Regions from separate parts of the Mus musculus genome. Here region 1 is linked to region 2. The links are chromatin loops, found by intact Hi-C in ENCODE. Cell type or tissue: heart. All regions are shown on one strand. Each heading gives the region's core, and the rest is flanking DNA. Links, peaks and the distances in the headings are about the cores only.

Evidence for each region. Peaks named below come from ENCODE experiments on the same cell type or tissue, not always from the same donor. Only the 100,000 strongest peaks of a DNase experiment are listed, where the experiment ranks them.
Region 1: it touches region 2 in a loop (6-fold over the local background); 3 of 42 quality-filtered maps call a loop at or near these places.

The regions. Positions count from the first base shown.
Region 1 is chr10:81,491,438-81,496,740 of GRCm38, forward strand. Ncln (nicalin) reads right to left here and starts at 4,926. Exons shown (of 14, transcript NM_134009.3): 1 at 4,643-4,926; 2 at 1,912-2,102; 3 at 1,626-1,770; 4 at 1,391-1,485; 5 at 540-620. The coding sequence starts at 4,826. In heart, for the core only: a CTCF peak has its summit at 2,396 (motif pointing right); DNase peaks (open chromatin) are centred at 2,354, 2,594, 3,144 and 3,904; H3K4me3 peaks cover 2,068 bases; H3K27ac peaks cover 1,198 bases.
Region 2 is chr10:80,898,266-80,903,627 of GRCm38, forward strand. It overlaps Tmprss9 (transmembrane protease, serine 9), which reads left to right. Exons shown (of 18, transcript NM_001081688.2): 17 at 1-56; 18 at 914-1,229. The coding sequence ends at 1,075. It overlaps Timm13 (translocase of inner mitochondrial membrane 13), which reads right to left and starts at 2,704. Exons shown (of 3, transcript NM_013895.4): 1 at 2,359-2,704; 2 at 2,217-2,285; 3 at 1,185-1,994. The coding sequence starts at 2,478. The coding sequence ends at 1,896. Lmnb2 (lamin B2) reads right to left here. Exons shown (of 12, transcript NM_010722.5): 10 at 5,185-5,304; 11 at 4,947-5,057; 12 at 3,098-4,635. The coding sequence ends at 4,594. In heart, for the core only: no CTCF peak of the experiment used is centred there; DNase peaks (open chromatin) are centred at 956, 1,626, 2,166, 2,706 and 4 weaker places; H3K4me3 peaks cover 2,621 bases; H3K27ac peaks cover 1,800 bases.

The DNA.
Region 1 (5,303 bases), core at 1-5,000, 590 kb after region 2:
TCTTCTGAGTTCCAGAGCAGCTAGAGATGCAAAGCAAGATCATCTCAAACCAACCAACCAACCAACAGCCACGGGAGGTTGGGGCAGCCTGCCCTCAGAGGCTCTGGGAAGCGACAGACAAGACTGGGACTTGGGGACCTGGAGCCAAGTGTGGTAGTTTGACTGAGAACGACCCCCAGAGGCTCAGGTATTCCAATGCTCAGCCAGCAGTGGCACGACCTGAGGAGGATTGGGGGTATGGCCTTACTAGAGAAAGCATGTCTCTGGCATGGACTTTGAGGTATTAAAAGCTCATGCCGGGCCCACTCTGTCCATCTGTCTGTCTGTCACAGCTTGCACATCAGGATGTAGGGTGCAGCTACTTTACCTATGGCAATAACTGACTAACTGTCATGTCATGGCGTCTTCTGAGCAACAGGACAGTGACTAAGACACTCAAGGGGAGGTCTGGGTCCCCCCTTGCATCCACCAAGGCGGTGCCATGGGCAGTTGGCAGCCACTGCCCTCTGTGCTTCTGTGGTGTGCAGCAGGGTACTTACTGGGGCTACCCCAAAGGCGTCGTAATGAGCCACGATGACAATGGTGGGAAGGTCCTCGCCTCCCAGCCCCGTTAGCCGCCCCTGTGGAGAGACAGACAGGTGGATACCAGATGCCCAAGACAGGCTGGGTCACCCCTGTGTTCTGTGAGCCTTGATACCAAGGCTCTGTCAGCACCCATAGGTGGATGGTTCCCTCAGCCCCTCCCTCAGGGAGGCACAGGGCAATGTGGAGGCTTCTAGAGCCCAAACAGTGGTGTGGCCGTGCTGGGGTTGGCCCCCAGTGGACAAGGGCACAGACTACTTGACCCAGGAAGGGAATGCATTGAGAGGTTGCCGCACCAAGTCCCTAGGACCTTTCACGACTAAGAGAGGTAGCCTTCTGTCTTGTCACTGCAGCACTCACCCTAATGCTGTAGACAATCATGCAGTGAGCGCACACTGGGTCCCCCCTACTGTGGCTGACTTAACCCACAGCTCCCTCACAGGGTACTCAGAGCAACCCTGGCGACAGAACTAAAAAAGTGAGGTTTTCTTTTCTTTTTATGAAAACAGGGGCTCCTGTATCTCAACGGCAGTCTTAAACTATGTAGCCAAGGATAGCCCTGCACCCCCCATCTCTCTGCTTCAGCCTCCGGGTGTGTGTTAGCACACCTGGTTGCTGTGATCCTGGGGACTGAGCCCAGGACTCTGTGAGCTGGCAAGTGCTGCCCACTGAGCCACAGCCTCAGCCTGCAGTCAAGTTCCTTTGTCGCCACCACCTCCCGTGTGTGGCAGAGGGGTGACTGGACGTCTGAGATCATGGTGCAGCCTGTGCAAAGGCCCTGAGGCAGGCTAAGAAGGTGGGAGCTCACCTCCACGCTGGTGATGAGCCAATCGCTCACTGCCTGGCTCTGGGCTCCACTGGTCACCATCTGGAAACCATTGGCTGTGGCCGTGTGCAGCAGTACTGGGGGCAGAAGGGGAGGGGTCACTTGGGCTTATGGCCAGGGCCACAGCTGGGGTGGGTACTGCAAACATAGAAGCCCAGGAAAGCCCCATAGATGCAGGGACCAGGGCCACCCCATACCCTCCAGTGGCCTGGCTTACCTTCAGCGGCAGAGGCAGAGCCCTGGGAGGCAGAGGCAGCCTGGGTCTGCTCATAGATGGACAGCAGTGCCTCGTCCTCCACAGCAAAGTACACAGGGACCACAGTCTCCATGGCCAGCATCTCAGGCTCAATCTCCATGAATTGCTGTGAGGATCGCATGCGTTCAGGGAACTGCAGCCACCCGCAGTGCCTCCCCATCTCAGCCTCCTTCCTGAAGGGGGAGGACAAGGACACCCAGCAGATGCAACCTGAGGGGCAGGCATGGGGACTGAGACACAGGCTTACCCGGACGACATCCTGGGGCACGGCAGCCATGGCCCGGGGCAGGATGATAACCACAGCACCTGCTGACTGTCGCAGAGCCTTCTGATAGTGCTCATAGGAAAAGTCCAGGAGCCGCATAAGCACGCAGCGGCGGCTCAGCACATCTGCGTCCACCGTGCGGGCCTCTGTGTTGAGCACTGCATTCCGCGTGCCTATGGGGGACACGGGGTCATGGCATCATCACAGCTGCCATCCTCCACACAGCACACAGCGAGAGTGGGGCTCTTACAGGACAGGCACGGTATATCCGGCACAGAACCATGGCAGGCCAAGCTGACCCTTAGGGGTCTGAACTGCATGGGCCAGAGGTGAATCGATACAGCAGGATGATCCCTTCAAGAACTGCAGTCCCCTGGGCCCCACTTACAGCCAGACTTGGGGCACTTTGTAAATGCTCAGCTCTCACAAGAATGATGGCAGGCAGTAACCCTAGATGCACATGGCCAGGAGGGGGCAGTGAGTGACTGCTCACTGTGGAGGGGACTCGAGTCCTGTGGAGTCTCCAGGGTGGTCACCTGAATGCTGACACCCAAACCACCATGAAACCCTCCTACCCCAGGACCCAAGTGTCAAAGGTACGTGGTGCTGGGTCTAGAACAGTTCACTTGGGGTCTCCCCAGACACATGGGGGTGAGATGCACTCCAGGGCAGAGCTGGATAGGGACCTGCAGCCCACAGACATGGCTATCACGTGGACACACGGGTCCAGCTGAGGCCCAGCCCCCATGTTCCAGGACTGCAGAATCTAAGGGAGCTAGGTGAGGGAGGGCCTGCCGGGAACAACTTCCCTGGAAGCCAGCAAGGGCCAAGCACCTCCTGGCAGACACCTGACTCCCATCAGGGAGAGGCAACACCTCTCCCTCTTCAACCTGTCCCTGGTTTCTCAGGGTGGCTTGGACAGCAGCTCTCCCTTTGGGTCCCTACAGTGCTTTCTGGAAATCCTGTAGGCCACGTGGCAGGACGGTACTCTGTACCCAGCTTTGCTGTCTGTGAGGAGTGACAGAGCCCCAGTGGGCAGTATTGGCTAGCACCAGTCCCCAGGACTCCCAAACCATTGTGCTACCCACAGGAGGGCAGCCAGTCCCCAAGTGGCACCAGTTCAGAGATACCATAAAGGCAGTGGACAATCAGCAGGCTTCTCCCCGATGCCGGCTGCTCAACTCAGTGGTGTCAATGACCTCATGACAATAAAACTTTATCCACAACCAGGGAGGCCAAGCCTCACCAGTTGGCTCCAGGTTAGTGAGGCAAAGCTGAGCCTGAGGGCCACCGAGCCACTAGGAAGGCTAAAATGCTGAAGTTCTGTTCCAAGGCCCATGATGATAAGAAGACATGCCCTAAGAAGGCCAGAGTCCACAACAGGAGGGATGGTAGCCGGTGTCACAGTCACACCCACAAGTCTCGTTTCCCACCAGCGTTGGTTATTTCTCAACAAGGCCCAGGGGAAGTTGGGTAAGGAGAGGTGCGGAAAGGCTGTGGAGTGGCCAGGGGCTGAGGAACTCAAAGAACTTATGCCCAGGGTTTCTAAAGACCTGCTCTGGCTGGCTGCCCCATCACGAGTCCTCCAGGGTGTAGACAAGATGCAAGAGCCCATTAGTTCTTAACCAGCCAAGGATGGGTGAGAAAGTCACGTTAGGCATCTGGTCCACAATACATGAGCTTATTCACAGACCGGCCCACCCAAGATTCTGTGCATGTGAGACCCAGACATGGAAATGCATGGTCTAGGAACTGCCCTCCAGATCGCGGAATGCTCTGGAACAACTGTGGGAGCTCAGAAGCTATGCTTCACAGCTTAGTGGTGTCCACGGTTCCCCCGCCATCAGTGACACCCCACAGTGGCAGTTTAGCAGGTGGCCCTTCCGAAGATACCAGGCCACAAGGATCTGCAAGCAAATGCTTACGACATTGGGACACCTGGCCACCTACTCCTTGGCCTAGGGTAAGGTCCCCCACCCCAGGGTGCTCTACATGCCAGGGCACTGTTCTGGGGCCACTGTTCTGGGTCCTGCAAGGTGCTGGGCAGCCACCTGGCCTCGACCCCTTAGAGCTCCCCGAGCTGGGGCAGCAACATGACCCCTGCCATGGCAACACAGTTTTAAAGAGAAATTAATGCAATTCTGGGTATAGGGGCCACATAGGCTTGGGTGCACACACCAGGCTGCCACACCCGCTCAAAAATGGGGGCCCGGCCTTGGCATTCAGGCAAAGACAGTATCAAGGCTGAGAGGCAAACCAAAGAGCAGGGTGCGGGAAGCTCTGAGAGGCCCCAAACCTAGGCATGGGGACAGAGATCCTGGGGAACCCTGGCGAGGAGTGGGGAGCAGAGCAAAGGGGTGAAAGTATGGTACTGTGGGAACCAAGGCCCCAGGAAACCCCAGGACACCAGGCCCGGGGGCTGACGCCGGCCTGAGAGTGGTCTGAGGCAACCGCTGACAGAGAGGGATCAGGGTGACATGGGATCGAGGAGAGATAGGAATCAGGGTGGCGATGATGGGATGGGGTGACAGGAGTCAGTGAAACAGCAGGGGAACTGAGGGAACAGAGCTGCCAGGAACAGTAAGTCAATGGGGAGACCGGGATAGCAGTCGGAGTTCCTCTGCCTGACAGTGGGAGGATCGCAGTGACTGGGGGACTAGTGTGGCAGTAAGGGGGACGGCGGCGTCAAGAGAAGAGGTCAGGGGTCGCGCACCGTATGGCTGGCCCTGCAGGTCGTACTGCTGCATGCGGTACACGGTGAACTCGTGCGCGGCGTCGGCGGCGGGCAGCGGCGGCGCCACGAGCAGCAACACGGCGGGCAAGAAGACGATAAAGCCGAGTGGCAGGCACGACGCCTTCAGCACGTTCTCGAGCACCTCGCCCGCTTCCTCCAACATCCCGGCGGGCGGCAGGCCGCAAAGGCGGCAGCGACGGAGGGCGACGGGAAGCGGCCGAGGCTCGGCGGACTCAGCTCGGCATGGGCGGCTGCTGAGGTCCTTCGGGGAGAGCCACGAACAGCCCGCGCCTGCCCTAGGGTCCTTCGGGCAGCACTGCGGACGGCCCTGTCTGCCGCGCCGCCTTCTGGGAAATGTAGTCTTTCTTGTGAGCGAGCCTCGTTTTAAACGGCTCCGCGCGCTGTGGAACCCTGGGAGTTGTAGGCACACTTAGACTCGCACTAGGGCCTCTCGGAAGCTGTGACAGTCCTTATGCGCGGAGCCCCCTGGAAGTTGTAGTCCCACTGTGCCGCTCCTAGAAGCTATGGTGGACAATCTACTGCTACTGAACTCATCCAAGCCGCAAAACACAGATGACTTACAAAGCTATTAAAAACCATTCCCAGTAAATCTTGTTTAAGCCCCATGTTTGGAGTCGTT
Region 2 (5,362 bases), core at 223-5,222:
TCAGCAGCCGTATGTTGTGTGCAGGCTTCCCACAGGGTGGCGTGGACAGCTGCTCGGTGAGTGGAGACAGGGCTTCTCTTAATCCATGTTTGTAGCCCAGGCAGGCCCGAAGTCCTGCACCACCACTGTCCTTTGAATCTTTCTGTCTCATCTCCAGTGTGCTGGCAGGATACACATTCGCCACACTTGGCGTTTCACGTGGGTTTTGGGACTTAACTTGGGTCCTCACGCTTGTGTGACAAGCCATCTTCTTACTGAGCCTGCCCAAGTCACCCACAGCCCACCTGACTCTGGGGACATCACATTTCACAACTGCACATTCAGAGAAAACATGTGGTTTCCCAACCCCACATCCTACTGGAGGGTCCAGGCAGGGCAATTATGGAGTTTGAGACCAGCTCGCCCCAACAACACATATACTGATGTGTTTCGGTACAGGGAGATCTGTACTGATGTGTTTTATGCGATGCTTGCTGTGCAAACGGGAAGACTGAGCACAGATGCCCAGGAGTCATATAAAAACTGGTGCTTACAGACTATGTGCGCTTGTAACTCCATTCTGTGCGGGTAGCAACAGGGGGACTAGCGGGGAACTGGCCACCACCTACTTCCAGGTTCACAGAGAGGCCCCGTGTCAGTGGAATGGAATGGAAAACGACAGATAACCATTTAGCACCCTGCTCTGGCCTGCACATGCGCAGCACACACACACACACGTTGTTCCTTGGGACAAGGACCCTGCAGAGGCATAGCCAGTGCAAATAATGAAGCACATTAGCACTGAACCCATTCCCCACAGGGCAAAAGTGAGGCTCTTGGCAGCCTCTCTCTCACTCAGGGGCCTTGTGAGTGCAGTTGCAGGAGTCATGCCTGCTCCCGAGGGATGCTCGTCTGAGGACACTCTCTCCTTTAGGGTGATGCAGGGGGACCCCTGGCCTGCAGGGAGCCATCTGGCCAATGGGTGCTAACTGGGGTCACCAGCTGGGGCTACGGCTGTGGCAGGCCCCACTTCCCAGGTGTCTACACTCGAGTGGCTGCTGTGCTGGGATGGATAGGCCAGAACATCCAGGAATGATTGCCCTGTGGCTAGCAACCCAGGCGTGGACTGAGAAACACAGCTACGGGCCACCCACCCCACGCTGAGGAGTTGGTAGCAGGCAAACATGGGAGTCCGATGGGAACTAGCTGTGACTGTGTATATTGTTCCAATAAACAGAGTCCTTTCTCCTACTGGCTCAGAACCTCTGTCAAAGCCACGAGTCTCCAGGAGCAGGGCATGTCTCCAACTTGGCTCCTTTGGTGCTTATGTTTTGGTGGGACTGACCAAATTGACCAAATCTCATGTACCAATCCTCTTGCCTCCACACTTAACCCACCCTCAAGTGCTGGGCAGACAGGTGTGCACCACACTTGGTTTATTCAGAGTTAAGGTCAGCACCCTGGGCCTCATGCATGATAGGTGAAGGCTACATGAAGCCTTGCTTCTTAACCTCGGCTGGTCTCCCCGGGATGACCAAACACCTGAGATCATGCTCCGAATTCCCTGAGAGCCAGCAGCCCACTGACCCCAAGGGGAAAGATACCCTGGGAGGTCTGGGCCTACTCAGGGGAAGGGACCTGAAGCAGTGAGGTGACACGCCTGCTTTACTGCCCCAGCAGCGATTTATTGGCCTGCTCTCCTGAGGTCACAGGTCAGTGGGGCCAGCCAGATCCCTGTGCTCTGTCGGGTCCTCACTCTCTTCTGAGATTGAGCTGGACGCAGCAACCCAGGGGAGAGGCCTCGATCCCCAAGCCCTCCATGCTGCCAGACTTCAGGGCGGCTAGGAGGAGACACCCTAACTGGCAGGGAAAACAGTTCAGACCATAAGCACGGTGTCCCGAGGCACAGGTCCCGGTCACATGTTGGCTCGTTCCCGCTGCAGTCGAGAGTTGTAGGCGCGGGACACGGTATTCCAGGCGTCCATGTAGCGGTCCATGCACATGGCGATGCATTTCTGCAAAGCGTGGAGGGGGATCCCTGACTGACGGTCACACGACCCGAGGATCACCCATGAAGGCTGCACCGATCTAGGCACAGAAGCCGGGTCCTCACCCCGCGCACGCGCACAACTTCCTCAGTAGCTAAGGCTAGAGGCCGCGCACGCGCACATCTCTCAACCTCCTAGACGCTCCTGACCCCGCGCCCCTCACCACCCCGGGTTCCCGAGATGTCTCACCTGCTCCGAGTTATCCAAGGAGCCCCCGGGCTTCCCGATGCACTTCCGGAAACACTTGTCCGTCATTCTCTGTGGACACACGCGAGGTCTCAGCGGGGACTCACCCGGGGAACCCCGCCACCAACCCCGGCGCGCCCCGCACCTGGAGCAGCTCCTGCGCGTTGGCCACGGCGATCTGCACTTTCACCTGCTCCATAATGGCCCCCGGGTCCAGCTTCCCGCCACCCGTGCCGCCAAAATCCGAGCCGAAGCCGCTGTCCATGGCTGCTCAGTCAACCGGGCCACGGTCGCGCACACCGACCATACGCCCCGGAAGCCAAGCCGGGGCACCACGGGAAACAGAGGCTGAGTCGATTCCCACAAGGCAGCGCGCGTCGTCAGCAGTCTGACAAAGCTGCGGCCTGAGTCACCATGGAAACAAGTTAAACTACACCTCCCACAAACCCGTGCGCGCCGTGCACTCTGACCTCGGAGGCTCTATGGGAAACTGCAAACTCCTGCTCCCACAAGGCTGTGCGCGCCGTCCCTAAGCACTGTCCTTTGGCTTCTAGAAAGGAAGGAAACCCGAACCACAATTCCCAGAAGGCTGTGCAACTTCCCGCGTGAGCCCACTGACTTTTGACGCCCTGGCAAGGGCTGGACCAGGGTCATTTTGTCCTGGACCTCCCCGCTGCGCATGCGTACAATATAAAATCCTCGCTGCTTTTTTTTTTTTTTTTTAATATGTTTTTTTTTTAAAGTTATACGGATGGTTGTGAGCCACCATGTGGTTGCTGGTATTTGAACTTCGGACCTTCGGAAGAGCAGTCCGGTGCTCTTACCCACTGAGCCATCTTACCAGCCTGCTGCTCCTATCTTAATCTGAAGATCTACTCTGAGGCTGCAGTTAAAGTCAATGTTTATTTGAGTATACAAAAGTTTCCAGTTGTAAAATGTATATTACAAATCATAGGCGTAAAAGAAAAGGTGGAACACACGTTTGGCATGCATCTTATAAAAGAAACAATCTGTAGAGCTGAGCGATGTGCGCAGTGCCGGCGGCTCCCCAGCAGCAGTGCCACTCCGGTAACCATCTCACCTAGCCAGGGCCAGAAACAGACCCCTGAGGACCTGCAGATTACTCTAGACCTGCTCCTCAAATACAAGGAAGCTAGCTCCAGTGCAGAGTACACCTGCCCTGTGGGCAAGGCAGCAGAGCTGCGCAGTGACTGCAGCCAGCCATAACTATCCAGGATCCAACGCCGGTCACAAAGAAAACGGAGGTATCTAGAAGCAGGAGGTGGCTGGTGGGTTCTGGAGGTTGGTGGCAGTGGTGGCATCCTGTGGCCAAGAGCTCTTGCCTTGGGGGAAGACTAGGCCTGGACTCTTCCTACCATCAGCTGTGCCAGGAGAGAGAAAGAACTCGCCCTAGCTCAGTAAAGGAAGCTGCCAGTTGTGGCAGCTCCAGGCCTGAACCCCCAGAGCATCATCCCAGTGAGCTGCGTTACTGACCGATGTAAAAAAATAAATATTCTTTAAAAAAATACCATGTGTCAGTGGTGGGGAGGTGACAGGTGAAACTGGCTGGCTCCTGGCACTAAGTTGCAGGGAAGCAAGTTTCCAGGCCTTGCCATCGAGGTGGGGCACAGAGGGGCCACACAGTATTCATACAGGAGAGGCCAGGAGCATAGCTAGTGTGGCCACACTCATGTGAGCAGTCACTGGCTGGGAACCTGCAGCCTTTGCTCCTGAAGGCACAACGCCCACGGTTTGCCTGTCCCCTTCAGTCTTAGGATGGGAGGCGTCGTCCCATGTGTGAACTCGCTCCTCCTTGGTCCTCCGCTTTAGAAGGGACTAGAACAATTCAGAATCTGGGACCAGAGAAGCCTGTGAATGCCCTGGAGCTGGGGACTGTTATAAACCCTTCAGATTCAGAGCACAAAGCTGGGCCATCCCTGGTTTCAGGTGCCATCAACTCCAGGAGAGGAGGGTCTGCCCTGTGTCCTAAGAGCCACCACATCCTGACAGGCTAGTGGGCCCCACAGCACTCTTGGATTCTGAATTTGATTTGATTTGAAAGGCTTCAAAGAAAACAACTGAATCACCAGTTTCATACAAAGTCCACCCTGAGCTAGCAGCCATTCTCCTGCCCCAGATCCAGGCCCAAGTCCCTCAGCCTGCGGGTTCCTAGCCCCAGGCCTCTATACCATCTTGACGGCATGGGGCCAGGTCAGGCCGGTGGGCAGAGGGCACCTCCATCTCGGAAACCCAGCAGAGCCCACCCACATTCTCATGGTTGCTTAACAGTCATCGAGAAACAGACCAAGGACTAGTGAGAGCAGACCATAAAAAAGTAGTTTTAGGGGCTCTGGGGACCATGGTGACCGTGGGGCAGGTTTCACATCAGTCGGCAGCCCCTTGAGGTAGTCCTTGGGTCCCCCTGCAAGGAATGAGGGAGGATGCAATTAGGCAGCCTGCTCCCAAGCAAGTGAAAGGCCCTATTCCAGAGCCTTCCATTTGTCCCCAGCCCAGACTTGGGGGCTGGAGTCCCTGTCTCCCCACCCCAAGCTCTAGGCAGAGGGAATCCTGGCTGAAGGGTTAGGAGTGTGGCCTCTGAGGTCTGTGGTGTCACAGAGCCCACACAGTGAGTGGGTAAGTCTGCATCTGAGGCAAGACTGTGGAACCTGTACCCGAAGCCCCACTAGGTGCAAAGCCCCACTAGGTGTGACGCCAGTCACACGCTTTCTCTACCTGCTGGTGGAAGAGGTCCTCTTCACCGAATTCTGCCTCTTCCTCTTCCTCCTCTTCCCCGTTCTCCCTCCCCTGGACAGATGAGTGCTTTGCAGCCTTCACGGCCACCTCCTACACAAAAGTCACCAGTTTACTCGACCACCCCCAGTGCTGGTGGCTGCATCTCACTAGAGGTTTCAGCCCAGGTTTCAGCTCCGTCACAAGTGCTGGGTCCCCGCCACGCAGGCTGCGCACCTACCTCACCGTCGGCACTGACCAGGGCAGTGCGGAAGCTCTCCCCAGGGCCCCAGTTGGTCTGGCTTTTCCACACAAGGGTTGATGGGGGACTGTGGGTAGCCCCTGCGCCAGCTGCCCACACCTGAGGAACCAAGATGGCCCTTGCCAATCACCTCAGGGCTTGGGCCAGGCCATGGCTG